3 separate regions of the Homo sapiens genome follow, and regions 1 and 3 are each linked to region 2. The links are chromatin loops, found by intact Hi-C in ENCODE. Cell type or tissue: mammary epithelial cell. All regions are shown on one strand. Each heading gives the region's core, and the rest is flanking DNA. Links, peaks and the distances in the headings are about the cores only. Region 1 has its middle 57 kb from the start of ERCC5. Region 2 has its middle 16 kb from the start of TPP2. Region 3 overlaps BIVM (basic, immunoglobulin-like variable motif containing).

Region 1 (10,501 bases), core at 4,541-7,040, 320 kb after region 2:
TTGTCCTGACTGGGGAGATACGTCTGGGCCTTTATGACCCCATGTGGCCCAGTCATTGGATATGGGCTGCCCTGGGAAGACTCTGTGACCTTGGATGAGGTGACTTCAGCTGAGGCAGTCCTGAACATGTTGACAGCTGTGGGCTGCCTGCCACCAGCTCCAGCAGCTGGGGTTAGGTCACCCTCAAGAGGATCTGGGTGGCTTATCATAGGGTCCAGCATGATCTTTAGGCCCCAGAAAGAGCTCTGGCTGTTCTTCTGGTGGAATGGAGAATCTCTGAATGGTTTTGTGAGTAGAGGAGTGAAATAAACTTTCCTCATGTAAGGACCACTGTGCCTGGCATTTTGAGACTAGAATGGGGAGAGATGAGACCAGGGAGAGGCTGCTGCAATCTGATGTGGCAGCCTGCATTGGAGTGACAAGAAGTGGTCAGTTCTAGACGTGTTTGGCTGCCAGAGCCAACAGACCTTCCCACCATGTAGAGTGTAGAGTGTGTGGGAGAAAGAGTCAGGGCTGAGCCACTGTGCATACATTTAGAGTCAACAGCTTAGAGATAGTTTGTGAAGCTCCCTCAGGGAACAAAAAGACTAGACAGAGAGTAAAACAAGGACTAGGCCCCGAGTCCTTAAGAGATCACATATGGGTGTGTATACTGAGATGATTTTGAAGGTTCTGCACACTCTCCCCCACTCCAGTTATAAGAGTATCTGTTGACTCTGAACAACATGAATTTAATACCGCAGTGGTTTTTGAACTGGTCAGTAGAGTTCCAAGGTTCCCAAAAGCTGCCTCTAGAGGCTTCTAGGAGACTGAGAGTTGTAAATGCAGCAGGAACCTTGGGGTAACAAATGAAAAAATGACTCCTCTGCTAAGAAAATATTTGAATATCATTACTAAGTTATTTTTAGGTAGAATATGTAAGGTGTCCTTTGAAAGACAGCATTAGGACCAAACCAACCATACAATTCTATAAAGTTCCTCTTTCTCTATGTGCCAATCTGTCAAATGCAGTGTTCCAGATTCATTATTTTATTCTGTTTATAGCATTTACACCCAAAGTTTAACACCCAGCCACACACATCATGTCCCTCTTTTCCACTTCATTCGATTATCCACTTCATTCTTTTATTCTTTTGTCTTTTTGCTGCAGTTTCTCCATACTTTTTAGATCCAATTTTACAATAATTTAATTTCAAAAGATGTAATTAGAGTAGGCCTTTTCTACCTTACTTTTTTCTTTTTTTTTGGACTGGGAATTGATTTGTTAACTTCCATCCAAGGGAGTTATACTGTGAATTTTCGCACCTTTTTATCTGGCTTTTTGACAAGTTAGACTATGTTATTAAAAACCTTGGTCCAATTCTTTCAGTAACTTTCTGGATTTCCAATAGAATGAACTTAACTGATTGTCAAGGTTTTAATATAGGTTAATGCAGAATAGCTATCACTCCACAGAAGACACCCCAACCTGCAGGAGATTCTCTGCAGCTTAAAATTACACACAGGTAACCTTGAGAGTTCTGTTCCCTAGACCGTATCGACTGTCTTTGGAAACTAAGTACTGCACCAAAACCTTCTATCTTGGAATGTAATGATACAGCCTCTTTTATTTGTACCAATTTTTGTCTACCAGAATTTATAAAAAAAGTTTTTTTCATTCCGTATTCATACTCTGTTCCCTTTCTTTTGGATAAAGAATTGGTGACATTGGGTAACTTCCTAACATATCTGCAGCCAAATAGGATGCTTATTATATTGTGGAAGAGATGAAGCATAACAGAATGGACTGTTCCTTTTCTTCATTAAGGCCTCAGAGTCTAGGAGCTTGGCCTTCTCAGTGAAAGCCTGGTCTATATAGACAGAGACCATGTCTCATTTGTTTAGGTAGCACCATTTGCACATGAGCAGACAAATAATTTCTAAATATCATTTGGAAGTGAAACACATCTACTGAGTAGAATTTTGATACAAGAAGAGATTTGCAGGTATTAAATTGGAAAACTAGCTGGTGACCTTGGGTTGTAGATATAAAAGAATTAAAGTCAACCCTAAGTAAATCAGACAAGTAAGCTTATTGATAAGACTAAAATAAATTTAATATACTGTGCTTCTTCCTACTTCATTTTAATTTAGTTTTCATGGAAATCTGTAGGTGAAGAAAATAAAAATGGTCAAAAATATGTTTTTTTAAGTCATAAATAAATTATAAGGCCATAATAGGAAATAAAATTGGGAATGGAGCAAGTGAATAATTTGTAGAAGTGTTAATAGGAATACAGGCACAGCAAAATTTAAAAATTATAGACATTTGTGTTAGTGTGCATGTGTGTGGACCCAGTTCCTTCTATCTTCCTTATGAAGCCTGGAAGTGGTTTGTGAATGAGTTCCACACCCAGGTATCACCGTGTTTGAGTTTGTGATGTGAAATTAAGTCTAGGATATTACCTGCAAGTCCAGTGTCAATATTTGCTTTGCTTTCAAGTTCCACACAAAATCAAAGACAGCGTTCTGTATAATTATACTGTAGTATTAACGGGATAGTTGTGTCTTAGGTGCCTTGGTTAGCATCAATTAGTTCTGCAGTCATATTAACTCCTTTTTGAAGGATTCCTGAGCTAGACATTTGTGTTTACTCAGGTCGCATATGGCTGTGTAGTACTTAGATTGCTGGGCATACACTGTTGACTGCTTATTCTATTGAACTAACCTTTGGTCTCTATCATAAGCAATGCTTTTACTCTCAAAAATCCTGCTCAAAGGCAGGATTTTTCCTCTCTGTTCTTTGTTTGTTTCTTTGTTTCTAAGGCAATTGTCTTTTCCTGAAATCCAATCAAGTTTTAGAATTGGCATTTACCATCAAGCAATTTCAAGGGATTACTAAAAGCAATAACAGATATCCAGGTCAGTTTTGTGATAAATGGTATTAATGGAAAAAACATAGAAAAATATTGAATATCTTCTGCCAACCACGAACACTTTATCAAACCAGAAAATATTGCTTGGTGTTTCAAACAAAAGCACAAACAGAATAAGATTAAAATATGCCATTAAAAATATTTTAATAGCCGGGCATTATTTCATGAAGCTACAAATATAAGTATAAAATTTTTAAAGTGACTTATTTGGCAAATGCTAGATTTTGTAGTTTAGGTTTTGAAAGTTTCTATATTCTCATTGTCCATAGTCTGTAATGCCTATACTCTTTGTTTTAATTTTAAATTACCTCCACTGGATTTTTTTTTTTTTTATTTTTAGTGTCATGATTTAATTTGGGTGTTCTTATCTAGTGCCATGATTTAATTTGGGCTTCTTATCTACTTCTGTGTTTTATTTGTTAGTAGAGTATAAATCATAATGGCAAAGGTTGTCTCTTTGTCACAAACCATCATAAATAAGCCCAAAGGACAGGCCATAAAAATGTAAGAAATTCTTAGATTAAAAAACATGAGTAATGCTTCTACCTACCTGGCATGCAGAGGTAAAAGTACAGTTGGCAACTGGTAAATTATTAACACTTTTCTACCAAGGATTTCCTTATTCCTTAGTATCTCTGTGATTAATAGATAGTCAATTTAAGAATTAGAAGATGTAAAACATAATAAACACATTTTGTAATCACGTATTGGAAAGAAATTAAGGAAACATTTTGTGCAACATTCAAGGGGTCAGGGGAACAAAGTACTAGAACTCTTGGAAACAGATTTCATATTTTTTTAAGAAATAATTCAAGGAGGCTTAAAGGGAATTATAAGAATGCAACTATTAATTAATGCATAATAAATAGTTGAATAAAGAATAAGTAATGCAACTACCTTTTACTTTCCTTGAATTTTAGTTTTTCTTCTTTTGGAAGCCTCTAATGGTTGTCATTCATTCATTTATTTATTCAGTATTTACTGAAAACCCACAATGTGCCAAGCAGGGGCTGCAGACACAATAGTGAATAGACAGACAGAGCCAGTCCTCACGGAGGCCATGAGCCCAGTGCAGATGGGCAGAGGCAGAACTGGGGATGGCCTGGTAGGGGGAATACATGAAAACCAATCAGTGCTAGGTGTCCTGGCAGGGGGAGCTTAACCCACAACCAGGGCACAGTGAGGGCTTCTGAGGGAAGGTTTAGCTGGGTGAAGGAGATGGAGGTGAGGGCAGAGAGGAGAGACGGGACATGTCCTAGGCAGAAGGAAGTGTGTGTGCTAAGCTTTGGGGGCAAATAGGAGTGACTTGTTCTGATGACTCGCTGGAAAGACTGTAGCTTCTACGAACCTTTGCTGAAGTAATAACCATTATTAGTGGAATAGTCACTGCTTTCAGGACTGTTTTTAGAGATTTCCAGTATAGCATCTCACTGAATCATCCTGACAACCCTAGCGGCATTAACCCAATTTATATATGAAGATGTGGCTCCACAGAAATAAGCCTCCTCCCAGGTTACACATGGGTGGCAGTTGTTGGGATGGGAACCTCTGTCTCTACGGCACCAAAGCTTGTGCTGTTTACAGAGTATGGCCTTGTGTAAGTTTTCCACTCTGAGCCCTGCAAGGAAATCTCGAATTTTAATTTTATTCTAGCTAATTTGGAGCTATCCAGTTTCGTAAACCTTGTCTTCGTTTGCCACCTGAGCACAAATTAGCTTAAGTGGGCTACTCTTGAGATGAGCCTGCAGAAATGTACTCCTGTTCATAATATGTCTCCAAGAGTAGAATTTTATGAATCCACATACATACCCAGCAAAGACTTCACTAAGTTTTTCTTTGCAAGGAATATTGAGCACGTATTAGAGCGATTAATTTAAAGGTGTATGTTGATCTTAAAACACTAATGTGGGAAGCGAAAGACCGTATTATATAAAGGAGATGCTGAGGTGGAAGCAAATGCTGTTCTTTTGCTTGGGCAACGGCTCAGGAAGAATGAAATGAATGAAATGCGGGCTGCCCTCTGGTGACTTTTCAGCAGAGAAGGCCAAGGGGGTGGGGATGAACTTTAAAACCTCATCTGATCTGTTTGTGGCCATATTCTGTGAACGGTGCTGATGTTTATAGGTCTGTTACTAGGCGGGAACTCTCCCTGAATCAGCAGAGTTAAGCCATGGGGTGATGTGAGAACACCAGTTCTTGGAAACCACCTTTCAGCAATCTTTCAACGGGAGGGCCCGCATGGACTCAGGCAGCACAGCCTTCCAATGCCAAAGACCAGGCCGTAGGGACCTAGTGGGAGAATGGAAGGACACCGATATCTTTGGCAGCAAAGTGCTTGTCTAAGTGGAAATGGCCTTTGGTGCCTGTTAGCCTGAGGTTGGCCAGGCACCTCTGTCCCTGGAGGGCGATATTGCAGAGTAAGCTGCAAGCCCTGGCTGGAGGACTCCGACAGGTGACAGGATGTAAGCTGATGCAGGAGCAGGGTGGTAGGTGAGGGGTGGTGGTGGGGGGTGGCTCGGAGAGCTGCCACGATGTCAGAGTCTGTCCTGTGAGCACGAGGTGCAGAGGACGGTGCTGACTGCCACAGGAGAGCAGAGGCAAGGCAGCCACTGAATGTTCCAGAATGGAGAGGAGGGAAAACGTTGTGTTTAAAACTTCTTGTGGGAAATGGCTACCCGGCACAGGCACAACTTCAAAAGCAGGATGGTAGAAATGGAAACCCGAGGGAGAGACTCCAAGGTTATTGAGGAAAAGAATCACAAGATGTTTTTCTCTGATCGTCTCTTTATTGTCCTCGTTCCTGGTTGAATTTTGAGCTGACCAGCAGAGCCTGAAGTCTGCCGATTGTCGTCTCTACGAAGCAGATGACTGAATACGGAGTTTGATAAATGCAAGAAGTCAAAGCCAACATCTGAAGAAATTTCAGCTGGGATGCTGATGCAATCTCTCTTAGACGAAATGCTTGCTTTGCTTCTATTTCATGCTCCTACCAAGCAGGTGAAATTCTAAGGATTTAGATACCATTACCCTAGAGATCCCAGAATAAAATTCGAGTATGAAATTACAGATGATCGCCACTGGGAGGCCCCAGTGATCTGCAAAATGAACTTTTCCTTCTGGATAAATAAGTGAAAATAAAAGAAATGATTTAAGCAAGTGAATTGAATTATAAAAGATGATATGCAAATGCATCAAAAGCGGCAAGGGGTAAATACACAACAATGTAATGTGATAAACGTGTGGTGTTGTCTTCTTTAATTAGACATTGTTTAAATTCCGCCCCTTGCCTGCGCACTATGCACACGTTATAAAATACATTCTCCAAGTAGAGGAGAAATGGGGGCTGGTTTCTAGTTCTTTGAACGCCGTACAGGTGTTCGTTGGTGTGTGGTGAGGCGGAAGGGGTGACGAGGGAGGAGAGGGAAGAGGATGCCAGTGTAAGGGAATGAAGACAGGGAGCAAGCAGAGAGGACACTGGGGTGGGAAGAGAGGTTTTGCTTCTTACAGCCTAAGAGGAAATGTCTGATCGGACTTGTCAGATTTCCATTTCTTGTAATCTAGTGGTTCTCAAACCTGAGGGTGCATCTGAATCACCTGGAGGTTTTGTCAAAACACAGGTTGCTGAACCCCAACTCCAGAGTTTCTGATTCAGTGATTTGGAATGCGGCCCAAAGATTTGTGTTTCTAAGTTCCTGGTGATGCTGATGCTCCTGGTCTGGGAACCAGACTTTGAGACACACTGTGTGGCTGTACACTACGTCTCCATCTTCAGAGATCATCATTTGAGACTGGGGCACGTTGGTACGAAAGGGAGATGCTTCCACCTACCTGCTCCACTGTGTCCTCCACTCATTTCATCTGCTGTGTCTGATGATTCACATCTCTAAAATGCACCTCTTTCTGGAAAGAACACCTCCCCAAGAGGCCTTCTATGAACCACCTGGGCAAATTCCTCTAGGCTCCATCCTTCCCAAGTTCTTGCAAGATTGCATGATACAGGCTACCATTTTTGCATGCACTTAATATTCTTTATGTGCCACGTATGCCCATTTGAGTCTAACACTTTAAGCATAGTTATAGTCTATGAAGTGAAGACGAAGTGAGAAAAATTGTGCAGAGCTTATTTGACAGCCAGAGACTAAGGGGATATTTCTTAAAATTATAGTTTGGGGACTTTGAATATGAGACGTGTGTCAGCTATTAAAGAACAGAGAGTGACAGTGTTTAATTTTATTGCTACAGTGTGTAATAGCTCCAAATTCAGACAGGCTCTTAATTAAAAATGTGCTCCTAGTACCAGAGATTGGATTCCCAACCTTTATATGGTCTTCAGAGGTATGATTCTGATATACACGAACAGTGACAATGTTGAGTGTGGGATTTATGGGGTACAGAGGAGTTTGTAAGGGATGGGGGAGCATGGTGGGGGAAGCTCAGTCAGAGTTTTTGATTTCATCATTGTAGGGGTGTACCTGGGCATGCACCTTGTTTTCACCCACCTTCACCACTTGCCGGATAAGCTAGAAGATGATTGGCATTGGTGAGATTTTTTTTTTTTTTTTTTTTTGAGATGGGGTCTCACTCCTACAGCCTTGACCTCCCAGGTCAAGTGATCCTTCCACTTCAGTCACCCCAGTAGTTGGGACTACAGGTGCGTGCCACTACACCTGGCTATTTTTTTGTATTTTTTTTGTAGAGATGGACTTTCACTATGTTGCCCAGGCTGGTCTCGAACTCCTGGGTTCAGGCAATCCACCCACCTTGGCCTCCCAAAGTGCTGGGATTACAGACATGGTCCACTATACCCAGCCTTGCTCGGTGAGTTTTTCTTTTCTTTTTTTTTTTTTTTTTTGGTCACAAGTGAAATATTCTGGCAGCAGTGGGGTATAGTATTTTTTCTCTTCAAATTTGGGATGAATTCAGGGCATATTCTTCCATGAAACTGGCATCATAATACCTCCAACTAGATAATCTCCATTAAGTAATTTAAAAAACTGAAATTCATTATTATCATTGTAAAAAAAATTTTAAAATAAATTAAGAATTTTGACAGTGAAAGTGAAGGGAGGTGTTCATTCACTCTTTCCTACTATGAAGGGATGGTCATCACAGTGAAATATACCAGCCTGAAGCAGTGGTTCCCAACCTTGGCTCCCGAGTGGACCCTTGTGGGAAGCTTTATGGAAATTCTGTTTCTCTGGTTCTGCCTTAATCCGTTGAATTTAGAACCATCAGGAGTGGGGATGGGTGTATTTTGGTGCAGAAATCTGTGTTTTTAAAATGCTCTCCACAGGATTTTGTTGGCCATTTTTTTGGGAAATATTGGTGAGGTGAATTTGGCTAAATGCCAAGACTTTCTCTCTTTGGCTCTTCCTGTACTCTTCATGGCTTGTGATTTACTGAACCACTTATGAATTCAAGTTTTCTCATTGCACATAATTGCTAAGTAGAGAATTTTCCACATGAAAGACTCCAACTGTATTGAAACCAACCTCAGCTATGTCCTAGGAAACATTTCCCCTAGAGCTCAGTCAATACAGAGTAATTGCTTTTGGAGGAAAGAAAACATACTACCTCACCTCAGCACTAGAATATTAATTGATCTAATCAATAGAAATTGGAATATTCCAATGTTAAACACAAACTACATCCTTTGCCCAATGAACCACAACACCGCCATTTTCCAAGAATCCGAATAGTTCAGCCTCACAGAAAAGGGCTCTGCTTTTCACCAAGCAGTGTTCAGGGGTTCTCTAGAAAGGAAGTCTTAGCAGGGAGTGACAGTGTCTCAAGCTAAAGTGAAAAGCTGAGAGTGACTGCATAGATCTCCAGGGAGAATACTCCCAGGTTCTCAGTGCTGTCATGACCGGGTCCACTCAGCCACATTTATTATTTCCACTCTTAGTCCGCATCGGTAAATTGGATGGAGGACAGAAAACTAACAATAAAGCCTCACAACATAAGAAAATAGATAGATTACATAAAAATAGCTGGATTACATAGGTATGTGTAAAGAGTACATGTGTCTCTCTGTATTATTTCTTATAACAGCACGTGAATTTACTACTATCTCAAAACAAAACATTTAAAAAAAGAGTTGTGTGTTCAGATGTATTTATGTATTTGCTTATGGACTATGCATAAAAAACTTTTGTGTCCCTCCCCTTCCCCATCCATCTTCCTCTATGTGTATATTTCTAGTACGTTTTGGGGCATGTGGAAAGTATTCAAACAGTACAGGGAAAAAGCACATTCCAACCTCATGTTGTAGGGATGTGGTAGGCATGATGTCTGATAACAACTGCCCTATATTAAGGGGTTTCTTCGAGCCAGGAACTTTGCCTAGTTCTTTATGTTTATTATCCTGAGGATAGGGATTGGGGAGAAATGGGGAATGACAGCTGCTGGGTACAGAGTTTTTGTGGGGAGTGATGAAAATGTTTTGGAATTAGTGGTATTGGTTGTGCAATGCTATGAATATACTGAAAACCACTGAATTGTACACTTTAAATACATGGCTTGTATGAATGTGAAAAAAAATCCTTACAACAGTCTTATGAGCTAAACACTATTATCCCATTTTACTGATGAAGAAATTAAAGCTTATTGAGGTTAAGGGACTTGCATAGGTCACATCAGGTTTTAAATGGTAGAGGAGGGATTTGAACCTAAGCCTAACATTGAAGTTTATGCTTTCACAGTTTTAGCAATCTGTAAGGTAATGGGGATCATATCTGCTGGCATCAAATCAAGTGTTTCTGACTTAACCAGTTGCTTTAGAAGAAACTCTTCGTTCCAGAATGACTCAAAATTCTCATGCAAAAAATGTGTTTAAGTATAGTATGTTATGAGTTAACCAAATATACAGACTATTAGGAACCTAGAATTTAAAGCTACCTTAAAGGTTAGGAGTCCAATCTCTTATTTAGTACAAAAGTATTGGTAGCAGATGGTGAATGGGAATTCTTTCAGGAAAGTGACACTTCTCTTTGACAAAACAGTGTATTCTAATTATGAGAAAGCACTTCCTTATATGGAGCTGAAATCTGCTTACCTCTTACAACCAACAAAAAATAAGCCTTTTTCCATGCAAAACGAACCTTTTCTATGAAATTGCAATGAGAAGAGTATAAGACAGTCTTTTTTTTTTTTTTCAGGCTAAACATCACCAGTTCTTTTTCAATCATTTGTCATTTGAAGTTACTTTCACAGTCTTGATTACACCCTTTGGACATACTCCAATTACTCAATATTGCCTCTTAAATTGTGGTCTCCAAAGCTTGAGGCAATGGTGTAGACGTGATCTGACCAAGATGGGAAGCATGCTTTCTGAACATTCTTAATACCTCAGTAAGGGGATGTAGGCATTTCATAGATATGGTAGGAACCAAGAAGTGTTCCTTCCAGGAATCTGACTTTAGTTGGTTCATAGGAAATATAGTATTGGAACACATTGGTGTACCAATGTGGATCCACCCAGGGTGATTATAATATGTGGGATTTCCCATGGAAATTTTTGCCCTTTGTAAACCCAAAGAGTTATTTGCTTTGCAAGATCAGAGTCCAATGCTTCACTTTTGGTAACT
Region 2 (10,501 bases), core at 3,076-5,575:
AGTTATTTTAAAATATTTACTCAACTGGCAGATACATCCATTTTGTCCCCCCCTCTTCTTCTTTCTTCCTTCTTAAAACATGGATATAAAAGGCTAGAACCCCAGTGGCCTCTGTCACCCAGGAAGAAACCCTAAGGATGAAAATCCAGGTGCAAAGCAGAAATGCAGAAGGAGCCTGGCTCTCTGATACCAGCATGCCAATGAGAACTGACTACATCTGACTGTGACATTTTATTTTATTTTATTTTTATTTTTGAGACAGGATTTCACTCTGTCACCCAGGCTAGAGTGCAGTGGCATGACCACAGCTGATTGCAGCCTTGACCTCCCACGCTCAGGTGATCCTCCTACCTCAGCCTCCCAGGTAGCTGGGACTACAGGTGTGTGCCACCATGCCCAGCTAATTATTTGTATTTTTTGTAGAGACAGGGTTTCACCATGTTGCCCAGGCTGGTCTTGAACTCCTGGGCTCAAGCAATCTGCCTGCCTAGGCCTCCCAAAGTGCTAGGATTAAAAGCATGAGCCACCATGCCCGGCCTTCCATAATGTTTTAGGAAAGAAAAATAAGCCTTTATTTTGCTTAAGCCACTGTTATTTCAGATCTCTGTTATTAGCAATGAAACATATTCCTAGCTCTTAGAGGAGCCTGATTTTTTCAAAGTTTTGTTTACCATTTAAATAAAGATAAAAAAGTCTGAATTAATAGTTTCTATAATATAATCAATACATTTCAATGAAATATGAATCCAGGACACATCAGTAAGTGAAAAGTAGAGAAACAGAATTATAAACTATCACTACCATAATATTTACAAAGATAACACTTTCCAAACTAGACCTTAAATTTTCTTTAGAATATTATGATGCCTTTAAAATTCTGTTTCCTTTACTGGATTACTTAATTTTAAATACCTTTTTTGGAAAGTGGTCTTTCTTTTTCATTGACAAGTAAAAATTGTGTGTGCATCTATATGGTATACAACATGCTGTTTTGATATAAGTGTACATTGAGTAATGGCTAAATCAAGCTATTTAGCCTATGCATTAACTCACATACTTATCTTTTTATGGTGAAAGCATTTAAAATCTCCTCTCTTAGCAATTTGCAAGTATACAACATATTGTTATTAACTATATTTACCATGATGTACAACAGATCTCTTGAACTTATTCCTCCAGTCTAACTGAAATTTTGTGTTCTTTGTTTCTCATGGTTTCTAGAACAGGAGATGGCACATCCTAGACACCTTATACATATTTTTTTTTTTTTTTAAGATGGAGTCTCGCTCTGTCACCCAGGCTGGAGTGCAGTTGGGCGATCTCAGCTCACTGCAGCCTCCACCTCCCGAGTTCCAGTGATTCCCCCGCCTCAGCCTCCCAGGTAGCTGGGATGGCAGGCACATGCCACCATGCCTGGCTAATTTTTATATTTTTAGTAGAGATGGGATTTCACCATGTTGGCCAGGCTGGTCTGGAACTCCTGACCTCAGGTGATCTGCCCGCCTCAGCTTCCCAAAGTGCTAGGAGTATAGGCATGAGCCACCACGCACGACCCCTTATACATATTTTCAAGGTAAGGGAGGCTGGCACTTGACATAACATAGTACTTATCTAGCACTGATAGAATTGTGGGGTGATTAATCTTCTTTTGGTTTTAGTTTATGAAAAATAAACTATTTCCTAAAGAAGAATGTGGGAGAGAGAGAGAAAGGAAAGGAGATATCAAATATATCAAAGACAAATTCACTCTTTTGTTTTGAGCCATCTTCTTTCTCAACAATCAAAATGCTGAAGTTTTTTTAACCTGATGGACAAGGTTAAGAAAGACAAGATTAAGGTTAATAGATAATTCACCAAATTGTTCCCTAATATCCAGCTTTCAGAGGCATGACTCTGGATTCAAACATTTGCTTCACTGCTTACTCTGATGTCCTTGGACGAGTCACTGAACCTCACTGAGAGTAAATTCTTGCATCTCTAAAAATGAGAATAATAGAACCTTATGTGACACTCTCCTGCAAATCAAAAAGAACAAGTCAAATGGACAAAAGATCTGACTAGGAAACAAAGTGCCACTACATTTATCAAGAGCGTTTCAAATACGTTGGATATCAGAATTGCAAATTCAAGCAATGATGAGGTTTCATTTTAGACTAATCAGACAGGAAGAACTTAGAAAACTGGATAATTCCACTGCTAGCAGAGAGACAGAGATAGGGTTGCCTGTGCTGCTGGTGAGCCTTGGCCCGATTCTCAGCAGCCATTCTGGGGAGGAGTCAGACAGGTCCCTGTCGAAATGCAGGTAGACTGTTCACTGTGGCCTACCAAGGATGGATCCTGGGTGACTCTCATAGGAATTCTCACCCAGCTCTGTACGAAGCATAAGCGGAGACGGTCCTTGCTCTGCCATCCCTGGGAAATGGAGGGGTAAACCAGGCCGCAAGCACATAATAGAGCACTAGCCAGCTGTTGGAGGTAGTTGGATGGTGTACACAGGACAACACATAGAGATTTTGAAAACAGTGTTGAGTGAACAAAGAAAGAAACAAAATAAGACAATACAACAAACATAAGTTAGAATAAAGGCACATACAACAGCAATACACATTTTGCCAGTAGCACATACATGCAAAAGAGTGTGCACTGCACTCCTTAGAACTGCACCCTGTGAGGATGGGAGTGAGGATTTTGGCTACAGGCAAGGAGGAAAAGAAACTGAATAAATAACTTTAAAAGTAATTGAGGGAGTCAGGTGTGGTGACTCATGCCTGTAATCCCAGCACTTTGGGAGGCCAAGACAGAAGGATTGCTTGAGCAGGAGTTTGAGACCAGCCAGGGCAATATAGTGAGACCTTGTCTCCACAAAAAAAAAAAAAAAAAAAAAAAAAAATTTAATTTGCTGGGCATTTTGGTGTGTGCCTGCAGTCCCAGCTACTCAGGAGGCTGAAATGGGAGAATCACTGGAACCCAGAAGGTGGAGATTGCAATGAGCCCAGATGGTGCCACTGCACTCCAGTCTGGGCAACAGAGTAAGACCCTGTCTCCATAAATAAATAAATAAATGTAACTGAGACCACAAGTGTAAAAGAATTTAGTATAGTGCATGGTACAAAGTAAATGCTGAAAGAATATTAGCTCATATTACCTCTTTTTTCTTCTTTCTCTAAAAATTAAAAAATAATAGTAAAATAGGTCGGGCATGGTGGCTCAGCCTGTAATCCCAACACTTTGGGATGCCAAGGTGGGAGGATCACTTGAAGCCAGGAGTTTGAGACCAGCATGGGCAACAAAGCGAGACCCCTGTCTCAAAAAATAAAATAAAATAAATTAACCAGGCGTGTTGGCGTGGTCCCAGCTACTTGGGAGGCCAAAGCATGAGGATCATTTGAGCTTAGTAGTTTGAAGGTGCAGTGAGCTAGGATCGCACCACTGAACTCCAGCCTGGGCAACACAGCAAGACCTTGTCTCAAAATAAATAAATAAATTATTTAATTAGAATAAAATGAAAATGGGGGGAACATATGGTACATTAGCATTAGCATAGCCTTTGGAATCAGAGACAGTTGTCAGCTATTCTATGAAATTGACCAAGATACTTAACTTCCCCCTGCCCTGCCCCCCGAGACAGAGTCTCACTCTGTTGCCCAGGCTGTAGTGTAGTGGTGCAATTTTAGCTCACTGCAACCTCCGCCTCCCAGGTTCAAGCAGTTCTCCCTGCCTCAGCCTCTGGGGTAGCTGGGATTACAGGTGCCCACCACCACACCCAGCTAATTTTTGTATTTTTAGTAGAGACAGGGTTTTGCCAGGCTGGTCTCGAACTCCTGACCTCGGGTGATCTGCCCGCCTTAGCCTCCCAAAGTGTTGGGATTACAGGCGTGAGCCACGGCGCCCGGCAACATACTAACTTTTTGAGCTTCTGTTTTCTGATGTCTGAAAGGATGATAAGACCAATTGTAAGGCGTGGTTGTCTAGACAACTAAATTTAGATCATATAGGTAATATACCTACTATATAGTATGTTCGTACTTTATTTTCCATCTCCCTTCACCCTAATATGTCCCCAAATTTGCTATAATTTGTAGAGTGTGGCTCTCTTTCATAACTTTTGGCTGTGAGAGTCTCCTTCGCCCCACAATATCATAATTATTTTTTCAGAACAGTCATTAAACACTGCATTGCCTCTGTCTGTTTGTTCCAAACTGTAGAAAAACCCTAGTCTTTTGGACACAATCATTTTATTTGACCTTTTCTGCAACTTATTCAGCTTCATTCTATCTTTCCAAAAGAACATTGATCTGTCCAAAGAAAACAGCATTCCAATCCATACTCTTGGTTTGTTTATATACTTAGCATAACTTCTCGGTTCTATTTTCTTTATGTTGTCCTGCATTCTGTATGCTTTTTCATCTTCCAGCACATATCAAGCCAACATCTTCAGGGAGTGGTCTGCTGGGACCGGTTTACCATGCCTCACTCAGGTATCTCCTAGAACAAAATCACAATTTACCAAGCGCAGTAGGATGAGTCTAGACAAGATACGGGCTTGTAAAGAAGGAATTCAACCAGAAGGTGGCACTATTGCAAAGCCAATCTAAACGCATTGCTTTCAAGACGCATTTTCTAGGATTTAATCATATACACAAAATAAATATTGAATCAAATTTTATATCAATAAAAGAATAAAGAAATGTGTACTTCTGCTTATGATAACTATAGTGGAATTATAATTATAAAACTGAACATGTGTTTTAAAAGTTTACTATCAGGACAGCATGCTTCTTTACAATATGTAGATTTGCAGTTAACTATCAATTGTGGCCAGTTTTAAATATCACAGCCATTTAAGCAAAAAGGCAAACACTTTTCTGGCTCTCATGATGTGCTAGGGATAGTTCTAAATACTTTATACAAAGTCATTTAATTTTTGCAGCATCCCCATGGAATTGGTCTTATTGTTGGATTAGCATCTCTATTTTTTTCTAGATGAGGAAACTGAGGCACAGAGAGGTTAAGTCACTGGCCCCAAGTCACAGAGCTGACAGGTGAGAGAGCCAGGACTCAAACCCATCCAGGCTAGCTCCACTCTGTGCACTTTACTACTGCAGTGTGCAACCTCTGAAAGTTAGAAGGAACTGTAAAGGTCATCATGTCTCATTCCCACTGGAAGCAGAAGCCCTTCCTTGGCTACCCTGACAGGACAGGACAGTGGAGGAATCCCACTCTTCAACATGAGCACACATCAGGGATCCATGGGCCAAATCACCCCCACCCACCGCCTCCACTCTGAGCAAGGCTCAATGTAACCTGCAAGACTGGTTCTCCCCTTTCCCTTCTAGCTCCATAGTAGACCACCTGCTGCCCATCATCACTCTTTTTCCTTCACTTATGTTAGTGCCGCAAATGCAGCAATGCCTGTCTGAATCCCAGGTGTGATCTGAGTTTAATTCTCCATCACAGGGCCCTGTGTAAACCACTTTTAACTCTAGTATTAAAGTTAAAAGTCAAAACTATTAAGAATAACTGTAACCACAAAACCTTGTTCATAGGTACACAATATAAAAATACACTCTGATATCAATAACGTAAGGTAGGGGGAGTAAACATGTAGAGCTTTCACATGCAATCCAACTTAAGTTGTAATCTCAAAATGGGCTATTACAGCTCTGAGGCTCATATGCAAGCTTCATGGCAACCACAGTTGCATTCCTATACGCTCACAACAAGCTATCCAAAAAGGAAAGTAGGAAAACAATCCACATATTTTTCAGGTTCTATTTAATGCCAAGCTTTTTTTTTTGGCATGTTTTTTGCACATTTTGTTGGTAATAGTGCTGTTTAAAATGGCCCCCAAATAGAAGTGCTGCCTAGCGTTCCTAAGCACAAGAAGACTATGATGTGCCCTTACGGAGAAAACACACAGAGAAACTTCACTCAGGCATGAGTTCAGTGCTGTTGGCCATGACTTCAATATTAATGAATCAACAGTATGGTACATCCAGGAAAAGGCAGTGGAAATTCATCAGTCTGTATACAAGGGCACTCCAGAAAGTGCTGGAGTTATGTCTACAGTGTATTATAAACCTATGTGTATTAGTTCATTTTCACACTGCTATAAAGAACTACCTGAGACTGGGTAATTTATAAAGAAAAGAGGTTTAATTGACTCCCATTTCCATGTGGCTGGGGAGGCCTCAGGAAACTTACAATCATGGTGGAAGGCTAAGAGGAAGCAAGGTACCTCTTACATGGTGGCAGGAAGTGGGGCAGGAGGAAATGCCACACTTTTAAACCACCACATCTCTTGAGAACTCACTACTGTCATAAGAACTGCATGGAAGAAACTGCCCCTATGATTCAATTACCTCCCACCAGATCCCTCCCTCAACAATTTTTCCAAACAACTTTTATTTCCTCAGTCTTCCCTAACCCTGTGGAAAAAGAAGCTGCCATTGACCAGTCCCAGGGTAAGGCCGATATCTTTTCTACTCCCTCAATATATATTTTAAAAAATGCCTGCTAAGTATTATGCAGGAAAAGGGTTGTATGAATTGTAATGAAGGGATTACAATTCAATATGAGATTTGGGTGGGGACACAGAGCCAAACCATATCACTATGGAAAACATGGATTGATGAGATAACCACTGATTTAAAAAGCATGTGGACAGCATTGTTTCGAGGCTGAAAGCCAAAGACATTTATGTTATGTTCCTTAGGACAAAGAAAACGTTAAAGCTTTCTCAGCTACTGGTTGGCTCACTCATTTCATTCAAAAGGCCAGATGACGTGAGATGTTGAACTTACAGCTGAGGTACGGTCTGCGATCAAGAGGCTGAGGAAGAATTTTTAAAACCTCTGCCGGAGCAGGTGAGGTAGCAGGGCTGGAAAGGCCACTCTGATTGGGCTACGAGGTTGAAGTGCCCCCTTGGGACTCAGTTGGCCTACAAAGATGCTTTCCAGGTATCCTGCCTCCAATGTGTGCTCAGACAGTGTCAGTGCCCAGCAGAGCTGACCGAGACAACCACAACAGTGCAGCTCGCCATCTTCACCAACATGCCAGGCGGCTTGCTCTTCTTACTTGTCATTCTCCATCACTACATGGCCACCAGTAATCCCAAGAGGCAGGAGTGTGAGTGGGGCTTCTCTGCCCAGGGTTCCAGGACACAGTCTGAGGTGAGATGGAGGGTGTGAGGGGCTTTTGCACTTCACCCCTCTCCCCATCACAACATACAAAGCAATGCCACCTGGATTTTTCCAAACAACTTTAATTTCCTCATAGTCTTCCCTAACCCTGTGGAACAAGAAGTTGCCATTGACTCAGTCCCAGGGTAAGGCTGATATCTTTTCTACTCCCTCAATACATATTTTTAAAAATGCCTGCTAAGTATTATGCAGGAAAAGGGTTGTATGGAAGAGCAGGTTTTGAACATCAGTGAGGCTGGCTTGTTTTACAAGGAAGTTGGCAAATAAATCTACCTAACAGGGTGGCATCTCAGTTGACAAAAATGTTTCAGCCAGAAGCTCACAGGAACATAATCCTGTATTTCCTAGCATAGGAGCAGTGGTTCAGAATTTGCTAACTCAATGTCTGCTACAACCTTGTAGAATATAACTACCGTGACTAACAAGGATCACCCATACCTCCCTGTCATGCTGAAATCGGGCATGTCCATGCTTTCATCAATGAAATGGGAGCAGAGGGGACATGTTTGATGTCCAGACAGAGTGTTCAGAGCACTATATCCTTCACTATGCCCTGTTTTCCATTAACCACATGGTCGTCTAGCAATGTTCTAGTCTACAGCTTCTCCATGAGCCAGAGCCTGGACAGAAGATGTCAGGGAGTAAATCAATGATGATCATGCCAGAGAGAGAGAACATGTGGTTTGGAGTCACTGAGATTTGGGGGGCCATTTTGATTACAACATAACCCAGGCTATCCTGATAGAGAAGGTTCCTGTATAATGCAGACAAAACATCATGTTGGCTTGGATGAAAATGTTAGCAGTGGAGGTGATGAAAAGTAATCAGATTCTGAGCGTTTTCTGAAGATCAAGCCAACAGGTTTTGAAAATGGATTGGATGGATGGCAGAAGAGTGAGGAGACAAGATTTTTGGCCTGAGCAACTAGAAGCTTTAAAGTTTCGTGTAATTGAGAAGAGGAATACTAGAAGAAGAACAGATCTGGGGAAGACACATAGTTAAGTTTGGAGCATGTAAAGTGTGATATTCTTGTTAGACATCCAAGTGGAAATATCAAACAGGAGTTAGAATGTAGGAGAGAGGTCGAGCTGGAGACTCGCATTTTAGAATCTTCAGGTTGCTGATGGTACTCAGAGCCATGCAATTAGATTTCATCATCAAAGGCATAAGTGTAGGCAGAAAAGAGAAGAGGTTCAAGGACTGAGTCCTAGATCATGCTGACATTCAGAGGTCAGGAAAAAAAAAAGAGGAACTAGCAAAGGCAGCTGGAGCCATGAAACATGAGACATGAGGAGAGAGCAGTGTTCTCAAAACCAAAGACAGTCTCTCGAGGAAGAAGCAGCACTCAACTGTGTCAAATGCTATGGACAATGGTCAAATAAAAACATGAGGCTCAGCTTTCAGAGTTAGCAGTGTGGAGGTCCTTGAACAGACAGTTTCAAAGGTGAACCTCATCCTAATGGATTCTTAAGAAAATAAGAGGGGTTAAATTAGAGAAAACACAAGTCAAAAATGCTCAAAGCTTAACCTTGTGCCATCTAGGAAGGGAGACAAGTTTACAGGGTCCAGCTCCAGTATCAAAAGCAGAGCAGAGAAGGTACATTTGAAGAGGAGAGGCAGGAAGCTGACAACTGGCACACTGCTCCATGGCATAAAAATATCTTAGAGAAACTTCCCAGTTTTAATTATCCGGACTGTAGTGCTATACCAGCACTAAGTACAGCAAATAAATACAGTTTAGGTCAGTGTTCTCCAAACTTCCTGATGACAAGAATCACCCAGGATCTTTGTTTAAAACACAAATTACGATGCATTTCTACTAGGGCTTCTGATTCCGTAGGTCTGAAGTGGAACCCAGGTAAACTGTATTTTTAACAAGAGTGCTGGGTGATTCAGATCTTTGGGCAGGTTTGGAGACACTAGTTGAGGAAATATTTTTCTTAGTATTCAAGCAATAGATATCTGCATCTGATTTTAAAGTGTGTATGGGGTCTGCGTGTGCATATGTAAATGTGAGTGTATTTTATATATTGTATACTGTATACACACACGCATATATTATGCAATTTTGTTAAACATTTTGTTTTAAAAAATATGTATACAAAATCTTCAAGAAATCAATTAATAAAAAAGATTTTAATTATTTAATTTTTTATAAAGCCTCTTCTCTTTCCTTCCTACCTTCTCCTATTCCTTTTATATTCCCCAAAACACCTCCAAAACACCCCAAAACAGCTTTATGAATTCATTGGGAATTGGCTCATTCTAAATGAATACTTATAGTCAGTTTTAGAAGACTTCAGAGAATTCTGTCTGGAACCCCAATATGTGACCACCCCAGTTCACATGAATATACACACAAAGTGATTTTTATAACCAATTTTCTATTTGTCATTACTTTATAAAAGAAGAAAGAATAGTGCCTCAAGATCAGACATGTCTGTTGTTTAAAAAATTAGATTCTAGAAACAGTATAAATGTATCTGTCCATAAAATATTTGACAAATTATAAAGTAAATTTTGATGATTTACCTCAAGAAAACAAGGTCCCTTTACTGTATGGCTAAGCTGATTTTTAAAAACATTTCTTGCAAACTAAGAAGTCCTCTTTTAAAAAAATTGTGTACTTTAGTAAGTCTTAACTTGAGGTGGTGTAAATCTGACCAGTTTTGGTTTTGTTTATTGAGTCTCTACTACATACAGTCACATTTTACTAATAGCAAATAGCAAATAGTTATTAGCACTGTGGAAGCTATTTTTTCTCATGTAACTTTTTTTTTTTTTGAGAGAGAGAGAGAGAATCTTGCTCTGTCGCCCAGGCTGGAGTGCAGTGGCATGATCTCTGCCCACTGCAACCTCCGCCTCTCGGACCCAAGCAATTCTCATGCCTCAATTTCCCGAGTAGCTGGGATTACACGTGTGCACCACCACATCCATTTTTGTATTTTTAGTAGAGACGGGTTTCACCATATTGGCCAGGCTGGTCTTGAACCCCTGGCCTCAAGTGATCCACCTGCCTCAGCCTCCCAAAGTGCTGGGATTACAGGTATGAGCCACCAAGCCCGGCCTCATTTATACTCATATAACTTCCAAATTGATGATAGAGGAAGCAGAGGCCTTGCTAAAGGTCAGGTAGCTAATTAGTGGCAGACCTAGACCTAGAAGACAAAACCCTTTATCTGCTGCCCAGATGCTTTTGCTACCATATTGTTGGCTTCTCTTGTTCACTTCAGGATGTTCGGTATCATCATTGAGATTCGCCTTTAACTGGAATCTTAAACCTGGCAAGTTTTTCTGAC
Region 3 (10,501 bases), core at 3,889-6,388, 250 kb after region 2:
TTTTAGTGTAAGTCTTTTAGCTTAAAATATATACATGTATTATTTTCAGTGAAATAAAAATGGGCTGGGTACAGTGGCCCACACTTGTAATGTCAGCACTTTGGAAGGCCAAGGCGGGAGTATTGCTTGAAGCCAAGGAGTTTGAGACCAGCCTGGGCAACAAAGCAAGACCCCACCTCTACAAAGTAAAAAAATAAAAACAACTAGCCAGGCACAATGGCATGTACTTGTATTTCTAGTCTCTTAGGAGACTGAGGCAAGAGGATCACTTGAGCCCAGGAGTTTAAGGCTGCAGTGAGCTATGATCACGCCACTGCACTCCAGCCTGGGCCACAGAGTGAGAACCTGTCTCTAAAAAAATAAATAAAATAAAATAATGAAAAATATTACTAATATTATTTGCAAATCAGACAAGCATATTAACATTGAGACAGGCTGTATTTGCGTATGACTGGAATTGAAAAATGAAAGGCAATGAATGTTTCTTTTGTAGCCTTCCACCTATTACCCAAGAAGAAGCTTTACATATTCTGGGCTTTCAACCTCCATTTGAAGATATTAGGTTTGGTCCTTTCACGGGGAATACAACACTTATGAGGTATGAAGACCCTCTTAGAGGCAATATCGTGTTTCTAGTTTTGCAAAATAATAATGATGTAGATGTGTGTTGATAGTAAACCATGTATCCAGCTGCTGGGCTTCAACCTCTCATAGGTATACCAACTTTGGGCTATGCCTGAATTTCTTTAGAATTGGAATAATGCCATCTTTGTTGTAGAATTGTTGCCATGAACAAATCTTCTTGTTACTTTCAGGTGGTTTAGACAAATTAATGACCACTTCCATGTAAAAGGATGCTCTTATGTTCTATATAAGCCTCATGGGAAGAATAAAACAGCAGGAGAAACTGGTAGGTAAACATATAGAAGATTTACATACACACATACACACATGCACACACACACATACACACACACGGTTTAGAGTTCGTCTCAAAGACTGCCTGTTTAGCTTCCTGGGACATTATGTAAACCCTCAGCACAGTCTGTTACTTGCATGTAATCTGTAGGGCACTTTTTAATAAGCAGTTTAATATTTTACCTCTTCTAACCTTTTTATGTAGAACCTTTAGAACTTTAAGGTATATCACAAACACTACTCTAACACATTGTATTGTTTGGGTCCGTGGTGTGTGTGTGTGTTTGTGTGTGTATGTATGTGCGTGTGTACGCGCACATGCTAGTAAAACTCTAAGGAAGCAGCATGGAGTTAGCAGTTTTCTTCCTAAGAAGGAATGTAAGGATTTGAGAATATTTGATGTTAGACCTGTGTGGTGACATATAATGGCAGGAAAATAGACTGTTGAAGTGACAAAGTTCTGCTATAAAATAGTCTTGTTTATAACAGAAATATTAATGGAGTTGATCTCAAGGATTATTTTAGTTATGTGCTAATTAAATAATTTGTACTATTTAGCAATTTCCATTTTTAAAATTGTTACAATCTTTTGACTGTGTAAATCAGAAAATTGTAATACATTGTTAAAGAAAAAATTATTCTGACACTTGTTAATAGGGTGAGAAGACTTTATTTTAAACTTGTGAAAGGCCTATTGTAGTAGGAATGAGAGATCAGGCTCAGCTCTGAATACAGCAAAGACAACAAAGACAACTGGGACTTTATAGCCAAGGGACACAGCGAGGGGTTTGGGGGTGGGATATTACTAAGAGGGTCAAGGGTATGGGGATTCTTGCTAAAGCCTAACAGACTTCTTGCTAAAGGCAGGTCAAGGGCTGAGACATCAGGAGTTGGCAGGGGACGTCCGTAAGGAACTTGATTAGATATTAAGGGTTGTGGGTTCTCTCTAAACTGACTTAGCAGGATTCATGCTAAAACTGGACACAGAAGTCTAAGGTCCAGGCCTGTTTGAGAAGAGGACTCAAGGATTAATCAGGAAGAGAATTGTTATCAATAGAGGGTATATGGTTTACCAAGGTAAAAGACTGAGCACAAAGTCAGATATATTTCTGTTGACCTATATTGGGTATATCAGGTTGGTTACTTGGAGGCAGGCTTGGAGATTACATGTTGCTTTCTACACATACTAGTTTTGTGACCTTGAACAAGTCACTTGCTGAGCCTTGATGTAGACCTTTTATCTTTCTATATTTGTATAGGGTCAGTGTGAGGATAAAAGGAGACATACTTGTAATGTACTTAGCACGCTGTGTTACAGAGTAAGGACTCAGTAAGTGCTAGCATTTATTCCTACTGACTAAATTCTATGCATTCACATGGGGCCTGTCTATCCTTCTGGAAAACACAGCTTTAAATGCTGTGTTGCTATTTATTTCTGTTTCTAGTGAGACTGTCACCACACTACTCTCAGTAAGTGATCAGGCAACGAAAAACTAAGAAAGGATATATTATCCTGTTTGGTAATTTTCTCTTCAGCTGTGTCTAGTTTGCTTTTTATACTGCCTATTGAGTTTGAGTTTTTTAAAAGAGGTTTTCAATCATTTTTATTCTAAAATATGTAGTTCTTTTAAAAATCTGCTTTTAAAAATAACCTCATTCCTTACTCATATTTTCAAACCCTTTTATTTTTTAAATCTATTGAAACTTTTTCCTCTGTATTTGGTGTAATGTAGGAAATGTGTATATATCTGATTTTGCTGTCTCTTGTTTCTTCTGGATCTTATTTGAGGTGTCTTCGTGTGCCATGAAAAGAAAATGCATAATTTGGCATTGTCTTTTATAGTTCTTGAATGTTTACTTCCACAGGATGTGCCAAACCTTTTTCTGGTCCAAAAGATTTTTATGGTCATTCTCCAGTTATTAGAAGGTATAATAATGATTCTGTCAGTTGTGTTCATTAAAAGTTTTATAAAATGTCTGCCAATGACATTTTGCACCCTGTAAACTGAATACATAGCAGTTCAGTGAAAGCAAGTGAGAGGGTAAGGGGTGTCAAGGCACAGTAATTAGCAACCTGAGCTGGCACCACCATGTGGAGTTCCTGCCCCTCTCTCAGGATAGCACATGTGTGACCTGGGACCTTTGGATGTAGGGTTGTATAGTGTAGACAGCATCCACACTCAATCCACAGAATAAATACTAGTAAAGCTTAATTTCTTTTTAAAATATGAGGGTCACTATAAATAAATGTTCTAATATTTTGTTTCTGTGCCCACAAAGGGGGTCATCTTGTATAACCACCTGGATGTGTCGGTACTGAAAATCATTAACCTAGAGGAGCAGTAGTTGGCAAATGTTTTTACATAAAAGGCTTGATAGTAAATATTCTTGGCTTTGAGAGACACATGGTTCTGGGGCAGTCACAGCTGCTTGATGCAGCTGCTTGGATCTTGAAGGCAGCCATAGACAACATGTAAACAAATGGATATGGTGGTGTCCTGGGAAAACCTTACTGATGGACCTGAAATTTGAATATCACATAATTTTCACATGTCACAAAATATTATTTTTCTTTTGAACTTTTAAAAATTTTATTATTTATTTTTTAGAGATGAGGGTCTCATTCCGTCCACTAGGCTGGAATGCAGTGGCTGTGATCATGGCTTACTGCAGCCTTGAACTCCTAGGCTCAAGCGATCCTTTCCCCTTAGCCTCCCAAGTAGCTAGGACTACAGGTTCATGCCACTGCACCTGGCTAATTTTTAATTTAATTAATTAATTAATTTTTTTTTTGAGACGGAGTCTCGCTCTGTTGCCCAGGCTGGAGTTCAGTGGCGCGATCTTGGCTCACTGCAAGCTCCACCTGCTGGGTTCACGCTATTCTCCTGCCTCAGCCTCCCGAGTAGCTGGGACTACAGGCGCCCACCACCATGCCCGGCTAATTTTTTGTATTTTTTTTAGTAGAGATGGGGTTTCACCATGTTAGCCAGGATGGTCTCGATCTCCTGACCTTGTGATCCGCCCGCCTCGGCCTCCCAAAGTGCTGGGATTACAGGTGTGAACCACTGTGCCCAGACTAATTTTATTTTTTAATTTTTTTCAATTAAATTTTTAGAGATGGGGGCTCACTATATTGCCCAGGCTAGTCTTGAACTCCTGGCCTTAAGTGATCCTCCTACCTCGGCCTCCCAAAGTGCTGGGATTACAGGCATGAGCTACTGTGCCTGGCCCAATTTTCTTTTGATTTTTAACAATGTAAAAACCATTTTAGCTTGCTGCCCATTTCAACACAGGCTGCAGTCTGGAGACTGGATTTACCTGTTGGTGGGAGTTTGCCAAACCCTAACCTAGAGGATGAAGCCTAAATTCCTGAGCATGGTGTTTGAGGGACTGGCTTTCGAATATCCTGCTTCAGCCTACCTCCCCTGGTGTTCAGCCATGCTGGGCTCCTCGATGTTTCCCTGTTCTTCACAAGATACAGGTCATCCTTAGGCCTATGTGCCTCACTGATGGGATGCCCTGCTGTGGAGCATGTGGAATGTGGGATTTCATATCTTTGTGATTGGTGGATTCCTATTTATTTGTCCATCCTGGACTTCAGCGTAACAAATGGATATGGTGGTGTCCCGTGAAAACCTGGGGGGATGGCTTTTTCTTCTGCTTGCCAGGCAGGATTCAATCCCTTCGTCTCCTGGGTTGTCACAGCACCATGTGTGCCTCTGGTAGAACTTTGATTTCATTGCGAGGTAATTCTTGGTGCACCGTATGGTTTCATGCAGAAAAACTAGAGTTGCCTTTCTTGAGGATTAGGCCAAGTTCTTACTCATTTGTGCATCACAGTGCCTGATACTTAGGTGCTCAGTAGGAGTTAATTTAATGAATTCGCAATTGAGGATATGAGTCAGGAGGAATTCAGGAGATTGGGGTTACGAAACTTCTAAGAGAGAATTTTGTTGTCCATTCCAAAGCTGGCATTCTTCCTTTGCAAGAGCTCTCTCTTGTGATGTGGAAAGGAAAATGTTTTCTCTTTCCCTTTCTGTAGCTCATCTTTCCTTCTGGCTCCTACCTGCTCTCCCCTCCCCACACTCCCAGACACACACTCACCTGCACCTGTGTGCTAGATCTGCCCTGCTTTCCATCAGAACCCAGTGCGTCCTCCTTCTGTCTTCTGGAGTCTCTCAGTTGACAGTTTTTCGTGTGTTCCTAAGGACAGGAAATGAGCCAACTCATTGAATCTGAAGTTTTCAACTTTACATCTTAGCAGTGCCTTGAACATTGCCTTTTACATTATAAATAGTAAGAGATTAAGATTGTCTCAGAATCACTTCCTAACTGATTCATAGGGTGGCTTTATATCTCTTTTAATGGGGTGTGGACCAAAATGCATGTCTGGGAGTATAGAAATAATCACTGGAACGAATGTCATACTTACGTGTCGGATATAATGGAAAGCTATTACAATACAGTTCTCAGTCTTGTGTCCCAAGACTGCATTATGAGTAAGGCCCTGGGAGACACCAGAACAAGTCTCATAATTCCTTTTACTTGTTTTCTTTTTGCCTGCTGATTAGAAGAGGACTTCATTTGAGTAGTTAATGGCTTTTTCTATTAATATCAGCAGTATCTAGATGGAGTGAGAGGATAGATGAAGAGATGGGTCAGTCAAAGTAAAGGAAATTAAGGGAAGCAGGAAGACCCAGAGAAATTAGAATAAGAGAGAAAATCTATCAAAGAAACTCTGGGTATCGAGGAAACATCAGCTATATACATTTAATCAAATTCCCAAAGTAAGAACATATACTTTTATAATTAATGGAATGGAATAAAACACTAAAAGGGCCATGGAGAGAGTTGACTTAGGAATCACTATTCTGGAATTTTAAAAGATTTTTGATCAACTGTCTTGTCCAACTTTAAGATTTTATACTATAATTTTGCTAGAAATTCTCATTTGTAGATCTTTTGAATATCTGTACTTTATTTATTTTATTTTCCAATAGTCTGGTACCTCCCAAGTTCTTTGTGACTTATTTAAATGTAATGATTTGGTGCATGTGTTAACCAGTTCCCTTAATAATCTAGGATGTGTAGCATTGGGTCCCAATGACTTTTTTTTTTTTTTTAACCTATTTGTTTAAATTTCCTCCAGCATACATCCAAACTTTTCATTGAGGAATGGGATAAACTACCTATTTTCCTTAAATTTGTTTTCTTTTGTTAGGGGGTTGAGGTGCTTACTGTAATTTGAGTAAGTTTTAATATATTTTTCAAGTTTTATTCCTACTTTCAATTTTTTTTTTCCAGAATATTCGACTTTTTACTGCTTTTCTGTGTGCATTTCCTGAAGGATAATTAATCTGCGTACGCCTCCTGGAATATTTTTGTCTTTACCTTTGCTAATTGGGGGACCCAGTTAAGCCCTGCTTCATCTCTGATATGTTCCTTGGCCACCTTAGCCCTGGATTCCTCTAAATTCCTCTAGTACTGATTTTTCACACCCATCATTTTCCATTTGCTATGTGCTATGTTTTATTATGTTTCACCTGTTCAATGTGAGTGTCCAGCTCCTTGACCATAGGGACTGTTCTGAGTAGCCCTTACATGCTAGATATGATGCCCACGACATTACACGTTACCCTATGAATTCTGATGGTATTCAGGCGGTAGGGTGGTTCATGTGTAAAGCAGACGTCTCTTCCGTTCTCTCCCATTGTGGAAGAAAGAGTTGCAGAGATAGGCTTTCTGATTTCTCTCTGGGATGTTCACTGGTGAAAACCATTGTCAGTGGCGCTATTTGTTTAAAAACACTTTTAAATCTATCTTCTCTTTGTGCTTAAATTGTTTTTTAAGGACCACTAAGCCTGTTTTTCACAATGGGCTTTACGTTTTCCTGGGGACCACGCTGTTGTGATTCAGGGACTCCCCGGTGCTTATGTCCAGTGGGCTCTTAGTAACTGTAAACTAAGCACACTAATGGAATAAAAGTGAAGTCCAGGGATTTTGATAAGACTTAGCTGTTAATATCAGTATTTTTTTCAGAGATGTCACTAGTCACAATGAAAATTTATTCTAGGAGTTGCCAACATTAGGTCTCTGTTCAGATAACTTCCGAGTATGGGTTCACTTAGCCACCAACATTTGCACCAGGCAAGTCCAGACTCATTTTTTTAATCAGCTAGCTTGAAAATTGCATTTATATTCATGTATTTAGTTTTTTCTAGTGGGTATTGCAGTTCATAACTTTTGCTTAACAGAGAAGACCCGTCTCTGGCCTCATTCCTGTATAACTCACACATCGCTTCACCATGATTGTTGTTACCAGCTTACTGAAGCACCTCAGTACATCTCCGGTGGACAATACATTAGTATTCTGTTTTCCTCATGTACTGGTTTTCTCCAATTAATATTAGACACAAATAATAAATCTCTTGAACATGCAGTGCTAACATACCCCTTTCCTCTTTAGGAGCTGTTTGGTGCTTGCTTACAGCATAAACTGCTTAGTGTCATTCCAAGCTGACACAAATTGGCCTTCCCCTGCTGTCCTCCATGTACCAGTTGTATTTAAGATGTCAGGGGAAGCTGGCATAGTGGCTCACGCCTGTAATCCCAGCAGGTTGGGAGGCCGAGGTGGGTGGATTCCTTGAGGCCAGGAGTTTGAGACTATCCTGGCCAACATAGTGAAACCTTTTCTCTACTAAGAATACAAAAAATTACCTGGGCATGGTGGCGTGCACCTGTAATCCCAGCTACTTGGGAGGCTGAGGCACGAGAATTGCTTGAACCCGGGAGGTGGAGGTTGCAGTGAGCTGAGATTGTGCCATGCACTCCAGCCTGGGCATCTTTTTTTTTTTTTTTAAAATAAAAAAGATGTCAGGGGAATAAGGACCTTGCAGAGTAATGTTAGATTGCTGGATTACCTATCAGAGTTTCAGAAGCTATTCTTGTCTTTGAAGGTGTAAAAATATACTCTATAAGTTCTTATGGAGTTATCTAGCATTCCTCTATAGATGATCAGGGTCTACAGGACAAGCTCATACTAAGCAAACTCAGAATGTCAGAATGTTAACAGAGTAACTTGAAGTAAGAAACATAATCTCAAAGGGACCAGAATTCTCTTATTGGCTGCTCAGAATACCTGCTCTTCTCCATGCAGCAGGCCAGTGGATTCCTGTAGTTTTTTTCTCCTTTCTCTATGCCGTGCAGATCATGGCTCTGCATTTGGTGGTGGTTGCTTTGTTGCTTAAGTTTCAGATTTTAAAGCTATACTGAAGTACAGACTCAACTTCATTCTGAATTTAGCTTCCCTCAGTAATACATTTGTGTCTTCTCATACACAGAATTACTTTCTTGGACAACTACCTTAATGTGTTGAATGCTGTATTTACTGGCTCGGCACAGTGGCTCACACCTGTAATCCCAGCACTTTGGGAGGCTGAGAGGGGCGGGACACTTGATTTTGGGAATTTGAGACCAGCCTGGCCAACATAGTGAAACCCCGTCTCTACTAAAAATACAAAAATTAGCTGGGCGTGGTGGTGAGTGCATGGAATCCCAATTACTTGGGAGGCTGAGGCATGAGGATTGTTTGAACCGGGGAGGTAGAGGTTGCAGTGAGCCGAGATCATGCCACTGCACTCCAGCCTCGGCGACAGAGCAAGGCCCTGTCTCAAAAAATAAAATAAAATAAAATAAATAATTAAATAAATGCTGTATTTACTATCTTTTATTTCAGAGGGTGATCTTTTTCTTATTTTGGCCTGAAATTGTTGGATTGTCCCACAGTAGGCTCCTCTATACCATCCTACCCTGTATTCTATAAACTAGATCACGGGCTGTTCCCTGAGTATATTCCTTTTCCCCAGTGGTTTTGTTTTCTCCTAATGCTCTTTCCTCTGTCTAGATTGTTGAAATCCTGACACTTCATTAAGTTTCATCTTGAATGCTACTTCTTCTTGACTCCTCAAACCTGATGTGCTCTTTCTCCTTTGAATTCTATGCCCCTTTTGTGGCACTATCTTATTCCACCTTATATAAAAGTTACTTGTTCCATCTTCCCTACTAATGCACTTGAGGGACCGTGCATCACTCCTTGGCTCTCTTCTGCGGCCGTGGACCTGCTGCTCTTAGTGGTCTTCAGCTATTTCAGTGGCCAGAAAGTCGATCACTGAAACTATGACTTGCAAGCTTTCATCTGCTTCATCTATTTTTAGGATTTCTAGTTTTAATGGGCTGTTTATGAATAAATAATTTAGCTTCTTCTAGGACATGCCAGTTAATGAAACCTCAGTTAATGGCTTTGAGTACTAAGTGCTGGTGAAAAGTCATTTCTTATGGTAATACTTTTGAAATTGACCACTATTATAGTTATGGCAAATGTCCAGGGAAGAGTGGGCATAAGAGGTTGTGGTGGTACTACCAGCCTGTCTCTGTAGAGATGTTATCTTGTCACTTGGCTTGTGAAGACTACTCCTCTAGCCTCCATAAGTTTTGTGTAAAGATTAAAGTGTGTGTAGAAAAATCTGGGTTCTTATCACACAACAAGGAAAGATTAGGCTCACAGATACTTTGAAGGGTGAAGGGGAACAGAATTTATTGGGTGAAAAGGAAAAAACTCAGCAAAGCGAGAAGGGTTCCTGCTAACAGGCCCCCATCTCACAGATTGAATCCCAGGTTGCCACACAGGGACAGGAGAGGCCAAGGTCCTCCCCTCTGCAAACAGCGGGCACTTCCTGAGGCCCAACCCCATCCTCCCAGCACGCAGGCCAGCTGGAGATTCTCCAGGAAGCCGTTTTTACTTGGCTGTCTCATTAGTAGGAGAAGTTTGCATTTTTAGAACTTGATTATTACCTGGAGTTTATTTTTATTCATATACATCAGTAGTTTTTTAAGTTGGGATGTGTGTACTGCATATATATTAGAACTTCTATATTTTAACCTAATTTTAAATTCCAACTTTTTGTATATCTTTTATAAAGACATATTAGTACAGTGGTATATGTATATACTTTATAAATGCATGTGCTAACATTGGGCATGCTTGTTCAGAATTTTAAGTGACAGCTGTGTACAACCAGAAAAGTTGAAACCATTGCTGAATACACTAGGTAAATTTCATAGACAAGTATGTGTGTTATTAGAAGGTTTTGGTAAGCAAGGACATATTTTAGTTCTTTAGTTTGCTAATGAGCTTACCTGAATTTCAGTTTAAAGAGTAAAACAGAATACATTTATTAACATTTTTTGTACCTATCAATAGCTTCTTGTTTTTCCCCAGCAGTGTCAGTGTATTCCAAGTAATGTCTTTTCTGTCCTTAAGCCCTTAACCGGTCCTTTGTGTAAAGCATGGACACTGCTTTATGGGCTTTCAGTTTGTGTGTTTGTTTGTTTTTAATAGCTTCAGGGGCCCTGTCAAAGTTAACCCGTGGATTGAAAGATGAATCGCTGGCTTATATCTATCATTGCCAAAATCATTATTTTTGTCCAATTGGCTTCGAAGCAACCCCTGTTAAAGCTAATAAAGCATTCAGGTAAGCATTGACGTGTTTTAGAAAGTGCATTTTAAGAAATATTAAAAAATAGA

The links. Peaks named below come from ENCODE experiments on the same cell type or tissue, not always from the same donor. Only the 100,000 strongest peaks of a DNase experiment are listed, where the experiment ranks them.
Region 1: it touches region 2 in a loop (7-fold over the local background); 3 of 110 quality-filtered maps call a loop at or near these places.
Region 3: a loop joins it to region 2, with 15 times the contacts of the local background. A loop is called at or near these places in 5 of 110 quality-filtered maps.

The regions. Positions count from the first base shown.
Region 1 is chr13:102,897,854-102,908,354 of GRCh38, forward strand. No RefSeq gene overlaps it. Among named protein-coding and RNA genes, the nearest start is that of ERCC5, 57 kb to the left of the region's middle. In mammary epithelial cell, for the core only: a CTCF peak has its summit at 6,000; a DNase peak (open chromatin) is centred at 6,638; H3K27ac peaks cover 845 bases.
Region 2 is chr13:102,576,190-102,586,690 of GRCh38, forward strand. No RefSeq gene overlaps it. Among named protein-coding and RNA genes, the nearest start is that of TPP2, 16 kb to the right of the region's middle. RefSeq lists an enhancer at 8,281-8,380. In mammary epithelial cell, for the core only: a CTCF peak has its summit at 4,564 (motif pointing right); no DNase peak of the experiment used is centred there.
Region 3 is chr13:102,821,250-102,831,750 of GRCh38, forward strand. It overlaps BIVM (basic, immunoglobulin-like variable motif containing), which reads left to right. Exons shown (of 11, transcript NM_017693.4): 6 at 494-598; 7 at 816-910; 8 at 10,316-10,448. BIVM-ERCC5 (BIVM-ERCC5 readthrough) reads left to right here. Exons shown (of 23, transcript NM_001204425.2): 4 at 494-598; 5 at 816-910; 6 at 10,316-10,448. Among named protein-coding and RNA genes, the nearest start is that of BIVM-ERCC5, 19 kb to the left of the region's middle. RefSeq lists an enhancer at 4,561-5,062. In mammary epithelial cell, for the core only: a CTCF peak has its summit at 4,924; a DNase peak (open chromatin) is centred at 4,812; H3K4me3 peaks cover 221 bases; H3K27ac peaks cover 1,904 bases.